Linked DNA regions of Homo sapiens: regions 2 and 3 are each linked to region 1. The links are chromatin loops, found by intact Hi-C in ENCODE. Cell type or tissue: endothelial cell of umbilical vein. All regions are shown on one strand.

Region 1 (2,500 bases):
CATTGGGAAATCAAAACTCAGTCAATTGTCTTTATGGCAGAACAAAACAACTATGATTCAAATATCCAACAAAGTTGGAAAAACCTGGCTTAACTGAGGGATGAGCTTATTGCATGCCTGCTCGGGTCACATGGGACATCTCAGCCCCTTTCCTCTCCCTCAATCTTGTCCCCTCTGTGGGCAGAAGCTCACCACTCAGCATCTCTTGTGCTTTTATCCTTAGGTTCCAGTTAGAAGCCATAGACCTCTGCTGCTTCTCCCAATTCTGTCTTCCTCTGCTGATCACACTGCAGAGTTGGTACCTCAGGCTGCCTACTCTCTGCTTTTAAAAGGCTTCAGAGAACCCTTCTTTAACTGTGGTCTCTGGAAATTTTCTATGAGATGTTGATTCTTATTCTACAAGAAGAGAATCTCATGGTCTAATGAATGTGTAAAACATCAAGTTAAACAGAGTTCTTTACTACAGAGCTTCTCGAAGCCTTTAATTTACCACTGTACATTATGGATCCAGGAGAAAAAGCAGATTTGGTCTGGCTGGGTCTTCCAGGGGTTCAGACATTTTTAAAACTCAGAAAATAGAATTGTTTTGTGTTTCTTCTTTCCAACCACTCAAAATATTTGAAAGGTTTGAGTCCGCTCCCTGTAATAACAAGGCAGTGCATTTTAGTCACCTGCAAAGCATCCTTCATCTTCTACTTAGAAGACACTGGGAAAAAATGAGAAGAAAACATTTACTCACTTTTCAGGAATCTGATATATTAATACCCAAGTTATTTTTACAAATTTGCAATTCATTGCTATGTTCATACTGGTTCTTTCTGAAATTACTATTTTTCTTTCATTCTTTTTTTAATTATACTGTTCTTATTTGCTATTATTAAAAAGAAAAAAGCCCCATTATCAGCTACCTAAAGAATGGCAGAGCACAACTAGGAAATGTCACCAACATGAAAAAGAAAGATTAAAATCTTCCTACCAAATACCTAGACTATGAGTCAATCAGGAGTTGAGCGACTTGAGTTTAGCCAGGCAGGGCTGGAAATGACTAAAATAAAGGACAACCAGGCTACTGATAGTAAATCACAGCTGGAAATGAAATTAAACTTTTAAGTTTAAGATTTTACAATTTGTTTTGGTGTGTTGGTGGGTGAGTGGTGGTGTGCGTGTATGTGAGTGGATAGGTATGTTACTGTGTAAAGGGTAAAGGTTTGGGGGTAAAGTTTTCAGTGGATAAGGAAACAAACAAGATTTAAAAATTTAGTTAAATAAATGGAGAGTGGAGAAGACATTCAGGTGGAAAAATACAAAATTAACTTTAAAAAAGAAACTGAGGGATCCAAAGGTCTGTAAGAGAAATATTCTACAACTGGAGAACATGTCTAAGACACACAAAACTTTATCACTATGCAGATTGTACACTATTTCTTATGCATCCCAATAAATGTGCCCAAAGGTAGCACTTTAAGCTGCACAGAAAATACCAAAGCCCAGACATATTTCAATGCCAGTTCCTGGGCAGGCTGGCCCTCAGGCAAAATATTCTGGAACACCTGGTTGGCTGGCAGATTTTCCTGGATGGCAGTGTTTTGGGACCAAACAGGCATTTATTTCAGCCTCTCTGATGCTTTCATATGGTAAAGGAGCAATCAAAGAATACTGGCTTTATTTTCTGAAGCACTGGTTTTGATCCACCTAAGAGGAAATGGCAGGGGCAGGGGATGGGAGGAGGGAAGGGGAGTAATGTGTTTCACAGCTTCAAATCAAACACTGTTGGAAAAAATGTCCAGAAAGCAATTCAGAGTGAAAATATTTGCTTTCTGGCTAAATAGCCAGTAGCTTTTTATTGCAAAATGGAAATAAACAGTACTGCTCATTTATACCAAAAAAGGGCAATCTACAAATAACCCAAATCCAAAAATAAAGGTATTGCCCAACAGACTAGGACATGATTCACTAAGGTCTTGACTTCAGAGTTTCACCAATGGTCATGGCACATGGATTAGAGTGGGCTGCGGTCGTGATTAGTATTAATAGTAAAAAGTCTCAAATATGCCCAAGTCCACACCCCAGAAGGATATGGGCCACAGTCTGTGTGATCCTTACCCTTCACTCTATTTATTGAACAGATGCATTCTCTCTCTCGCTCTCTCTCTCACCCTCATCCCATGCCCTGCGATGCTGAAGACCCATGTCCAGACCATATGCAGTGACCAAAATAAAAGAAAATCACACTGAAATGAACTCTATGAAATTGTTCTCTTTAATAGCCAACAGTTTATAAAAGAGAGTGAAAAAATAAATACAAAGCTAATAATGCTTACAATGAGGAGACAGAAGTTGGCCAAGAGAAAGAAAGAAATCATAATAGTATTCATTCATTCAATAATGCATTAAATACCTACTACACTGGGAACTGCAGATACAAGGAATAAAATATATCATCTGGTAAGAAATACGGGAATCAACAGATATATCATTCTAGATGTTCATGTATAAACTG
Region 2 (2,500 bases), 53 kb before region 1:
AGATGAAAAATTTAGGTTACTAACAAGAATGTATAAAATATTCCATTAATTATATATACATATATACACATATTTTACTATTTTATATATTAAAAGATATACAGCATTATACTATGTTGGTTATCTCTGGGGATCAGATTACAGGTTGTTTTTACTTGCTTCCTTGAGATTTTTTTCTGTAATATCTGAATTTTATTCCTTTCTTTCCAAATTTGGGGAAAAAAATAAGGTTTCTGAAAATTAAAAAAAATAGATAATATATCAAGTTTGGACTGCAAACCAGAGCTTTCAGCAGAACATAGTTGAGTCTTTGCCATAGACACCAACTCATTTCCTTCCTTTCTGTGGCATTCATTCCACTATCATGCATTTTTTCCCAAATGAGATGACAAAATGGAAAGACCATTTCTACACCAAGCATTGAGCCATAGGAAAGCGGAATGTCAGTCAGGGCATCTGCAGATCAGGAAATCATGTCACAGAAAACAGGACCTGTATAAGATCTAAGTTTATGCCATTTGCTGATCAGTTACCATATTTCAAAAATTATACACACTGTAATCCCCTCTCTCTGTTCTGCGGGCCCTTTGAAGAAGAAGGCATTTTTAGCAAATGTCCTTTAAATGGAGAAAAGAGGCAGATCAATTTACTCCAAACTACTTCAGATTAGATCTTAGTCAGAATGCCTCCCCAGAGTGGAAGCTCTTCTCCAGAAGTACCTTTCCTGTTGGATTCAGGTTCAGGGTTGGAACCCACAGACCCAGAATGATAGGCTATCAGCAAAGAAAAGCATGTCATTAGCATCCAGCAGCCCTCAGTTTGTCCTTGTCTCCTTCATCTTCCTTCAAACTTCTATTTTTCTCTTAGATTTCCCTGAAACTCTTTTAAAAATTCCTTTTGAAACAAGTGGGTGCCTGACTCATTGCCTATTTCCTCTGTTTTCCACCCAAGTGGTAAACAATGGGCTCTATTCAAATATGGACCGTCTGTGAGCTGGGAACCTGCGTGCAGACAAAGCTCCTTGTCCCAGGGCAGACTGCCAGACCCATGCTCTCCTCCACTCACCTCCTAGGCTGTTTAATAAGGGCCACTTGGCAAAAGGCAACATATTGTCATGGTCCTGTGACCTTGTAGTTCTCTGTCTCTTTTCCCTTCAGCCCGAAAGAATATTTCTCTAAATTCTCAAGTCAACGCATTTGAGAACAGCCTTTCAAAAGATACTTGTAGGAATAACAGAAGGTAGTTCAGGACCCAGTCAAAAGGACTATCTGGCTTTATTTACAATAATTTTAATGCCTCTGTCCTAACTCCTCCAAAGTTATTAATATTTTGTCTGTAGATGGTGGTTGCCAGGAAAGAGAATCTTGCAAAGTCAAGGGCATGACAAAGCTGAGAAATAGAGAAGGCTAGCCTAAGACTTTGGGAAGAGAAAGGTGAAGGAAAAAAATAGTAGGAATCAGACTATGGAACAAGAAGAACGGGACAAAGTTTCAAGTCCAAAGTGAGCAGGTAAGACAAAAATAACTGAACTTAAATGACAGAGTAGTCTTCAGGGAAAAAAAGAGAGAGAGAGAAGAGACTAGAGAACACATTTGCTTCAAGTGCTTGAGGAAAGCACACCTCCAGTGTGTAGAGGAATCACAGGAGGAGATTTTGCATATGGTGTCCAAACTCCCTTCCCAAGAATTTATGTTTCCTGAAGAACACTGCCAACTTCCCCCCTCCATCTTAAAATGGTAAGAAAGAGAGTTAAAGAGAAGGTAAGGGAAACAAATAAATAATTACGATAATCCAGTTATATTAGATATGTGTGCATTTTAAAATAACTTCAACAACCATATGAAATTGTGGCTCTTGTTCCTGTTTTTTTTACAGATGAGAAAATTGTAGCTTATGGAGTTTAAATAATTTGCTCACAGTCACAGAATTAGCGCTAGAATTTAAAATCAAGTGGTATGACTAAAAAACCATGAGAAAATTCATTCCTTCTTTTACAAAACAAGTCACTCTCTACTGACAATCAAACCCAAGTCCTCTAGATTCTCCATAATATTATTTACATCTATCCTCTTCTATCCAGCCCTACTGTCCCTCCCTCATAGCTTACTAAGTTTTCCCCAAAAGCCTCCTGACCTCCCTTCTCTGTGTCCCCCCATTCTTTTCCTTTCTTCTTTCCTTTTCCTTCCTCTCTCAACATGTATCTCATCAATTCCAACCTGCTTAAAACCCTTCAGTGACTTCCCACTGACCTAAGATTAAGTCATTGCTCTCAAATATGGCACTGCTTACCCATTGTTCTGCATATTATATTCTCTCTCCATCACTTTCTATGTTCCAACCACATTGGACTTCTTTAATATCCTCAAAACTACAAGTCGTATACCAGGGAAGGGCTTTTACACAGGCTGTTTATTCACTGTGGAACACTCCCTCCTCCTCTTCTCTTAGCTCAGCCATTCGCAAACTTTTGGGGCTCGGCCCCTTTGTGCTCTCAAATCTT
Region 3 (2,500 bases), 62 kb after region 1:
AAAAACTAACCCCTAAAAGTTAAAAAGTTGCTACACTATTATGCAAGATTAGGAGCTCAATATTATTTAGAAGCAAAGCATCAACAGAAAAACATACTAGCCAAGGAAACATCCACATAGTCATGTACATGTTTTTCATTGTTGCTTCTCTAGAACACATTATGCGTGTGTGTGTGTATGTGTGTGTCTGTCATTCATGTGGCTTTGTGACTCATGTATGCTGGGTCCTCTCACTGTTTGAGGACAGCAGTGGCTCACTTGGACCATTTACTTAACTTAGGAGACCACTTTATATGGAAGATGGAGACATTTAGTTTCATGAAGGACGGAACAAAACAAAAGTTTTGAATAACGGCAGGTAGGATGTAGGTTAAAATGCAAAATGAATGCTTTAAGAATATAAGCATCGGGAGTAGAAGTTACTGAGTTGGCTATAAAATATTCTCTCAAAGACATTTTAAAGATATTTTAACCAGGCCGGGCATGATGGCTCATGCCTGTAATCCCAGCACTTTGGAGGATGAGGCGGGCAGATCACGAGGTCAGGGGTTTGAGACCAGCCTGGCCAACATAGTAAAACTCCGTCTCCACTAAATAAAAAAAAAAAAATTAGCCAGTTGTGGTGGCAGACACCTGGAATCCCAGCTATTAGGGAGGCTGAGGCAGGAGAATCACTTGAATCCGGGAGGCAGAGGTTGCAGTGAGCCAAGATAGCACCACTACACTCCAGCCTGGATGACAGAGTGAGACTCCGTCTCAAAAAAAAAAAGATAGTTTAACCACTAGATTCACATCTGTAAGAGGACAATTCAAGGGCCAGGAGACAAATGAGAAGAGTTTCATTCATTTATTGACGCTTTCAGTGTGCTAGGCACTGTTGGCTCAAAGCTGGGCAAGACACGACCTCTATCTATAGTGAACTTGCCAACTAGCAGAAAGATTATTTTAAGATTTATCTGTCAGTATCAATATTGTCATCTTATTTCACAGTCTTGGTCTTTATGACTTTTCTCTAACATTTAACCATTACCCTAACTGCTGTCATCATAATTAACATGTAAATATTTCTCAGTGCCATTGTCACTGTACAGCTACCTTCGCAAAATATTTTCTAACCACTAGTGACAGCACAATACAAAAACAGGTAAGGAGGTCTGCATTCTACAATGTTGCAGCCAGGTGTGTTGAAATGGCAGACAGCTCCCTGGGCAGCCACACAAGATTCAGATTACTAGAATCACTTGAGGTCCTGCTTCCAGGCCCAAAGTGGAAAACTGACTCTGTTACTGCCATTGGATTCCCTCGCTTCATTAATTAACTCAAAATTGCCTCTCAGTGGCAATCCAGACCTCTGTTTCTAATTTCCTTCTGTGCTGAAAAGTAAATAGGCCTAACCACATTTTCAAGCCCCTGTGCGTGGGTCTTTTGTGCTTATAGCAGACCACTATCCACTGGAAGACGTCTGGGCCACTGCCAAGTTGAGTATTCAATTTCTTTGTTGTTTTTCAGGATAACCTAGCTAACCGCAATCCCTTTCCACCATTCCTCTGCAATGTGCTTGAAATAGAGCCAAGACTCTATCCTACAAAATGCACAAGAAAAACAAAAAAGGAGGAAATAAATAAAGAAGGGGTCATGGAAAAAATCAGAGTTTGTGAATATTGCCCCATACGTATTTTCTTTTCACATTTTTCTCTCATGACTTCTCAAAAACATTCAGACCCCAAATGCCTGGTCATATTCAGGAATAACTCCAATGGCTTCCCATTCTCTCCTCCCCACCCAAGAAGATTATAGGATTATAAACATGAGGTAAATTCCTGGGATCCTATTCCTTGGGGCATATGCGCAAGCTTTTGGCTTTGGGAGGTGGGGTGTGGGGTGGCAAATGCCTAAAAGGTTTTGGATGACTATCCAAAGAGAAACAGATGGCTTTAGCACGCCTGTGCCCAACACATGATCTGTGTGACTCCTGCCCTCTCAACACCATCTCCGTGCCGCCCCCTTTCTCCCACACCCCAGACAAATAAGAACAAAAATGAGTCTCTGCACATTCAAAAGGTGAACTTTCAAGGACAAGTCTTCCCATATGGAAAGGATAATGGCATCATGCCAGAGCACGTGCAGTAAAGAAGGGCTCAGGGTGTTTCACATTTTCTCTTCCAATGGGTTCCAAACGTTCTGATGGACAATCTTATTCTTCCCCTATAAACTTTCTGCTCCATATCCCGCTATAGCTGTTAATACACTTTTCAATTTTCCTCAGGTCCCCAAATAGTGGGAACAGCACGAACATCGGCATGAAGGCAAGAAAATAGGAGGCATGTACTGGGGAGAGCAAATAGTTCAGTTGGAGAAAGGGCACATGAGGAGCAGTAGCAGCAAATAAGAATGACCAGGAGTTTGGGATCAGACACGTGGGACCATGAGTACCAGGTCAAAAGTTCAAACTTTATTTGATGATGAAGCAACATTAAACACTAAAGGTCAAGTTTCAGGA

The links. Peaks named below come from ENCODE experiments on the same cell type or tissue, not always from the same donor. Only the 100,000 strongest peaks of a DNase experiment are listed, where the experiment ranks them.
Region 2: it touches region 1 in a loop (6-fold over the local background); 5 of 110 quality-filtered maps call a loop at or near these places.
Region 3: a loop joins it to region 1, with 5 times the contacts of the local background. A loop is called at or near these places in 6 of 110 quality-filtered maps.

The regions. Positions count from the first base shown.
Region 1 is chr15:39,299,957-39,302,456 of GRCh38, forward strand. All of the region lies in intron 1 of LOC105370777 (a long non-coding RNA gene), which reads right to left. Among named protein-coding and RNA genes, the nearest start is that of LINC02915, 51 kb to the left of the region's middle. In endothelial cell of umbilical vein, no CTCF peak of the experiment used is centred here; a DNase peak (open chromatin) is centred at 985; H3K27ac peaks cover 1,986 bases.
Region 2 is chr15:39,247,400-39,249,899 of GRCh38, forward strand. All of the region lies in intron 1 of LOC105370777 (a long non-coding RNA gene), which reads right to left. Among named protein-coding and RNA genes, the nearest start is that of LINC02915, 2.0 kb to the right of the region's middle. In endothelial cell of umbilical vein, no CTCF peak of the experiment used is centred here; DNase peaks (open chromatin) are centred at 402, 1,062 and 2,229; H3K27ac peaks cover 2,500 bases.
Region 3 is chr15:39,361,497-39,363,996 of GRCh38, forward strand. All of the region lies in intron 1 of LOC105370777 (a long non-coding RNA gene), which reads right to left. Among named protein-coding and RNA genes, the nearest start is that of LINC02915, 110 kb to the left of the region's middle. In endothelial cell of umbilical vein, no CTCF peak of the experiment used is centred here; a DNase peak (open chromatin) is centred at 1,545; H3K27ac peaks cover 2,500 bases.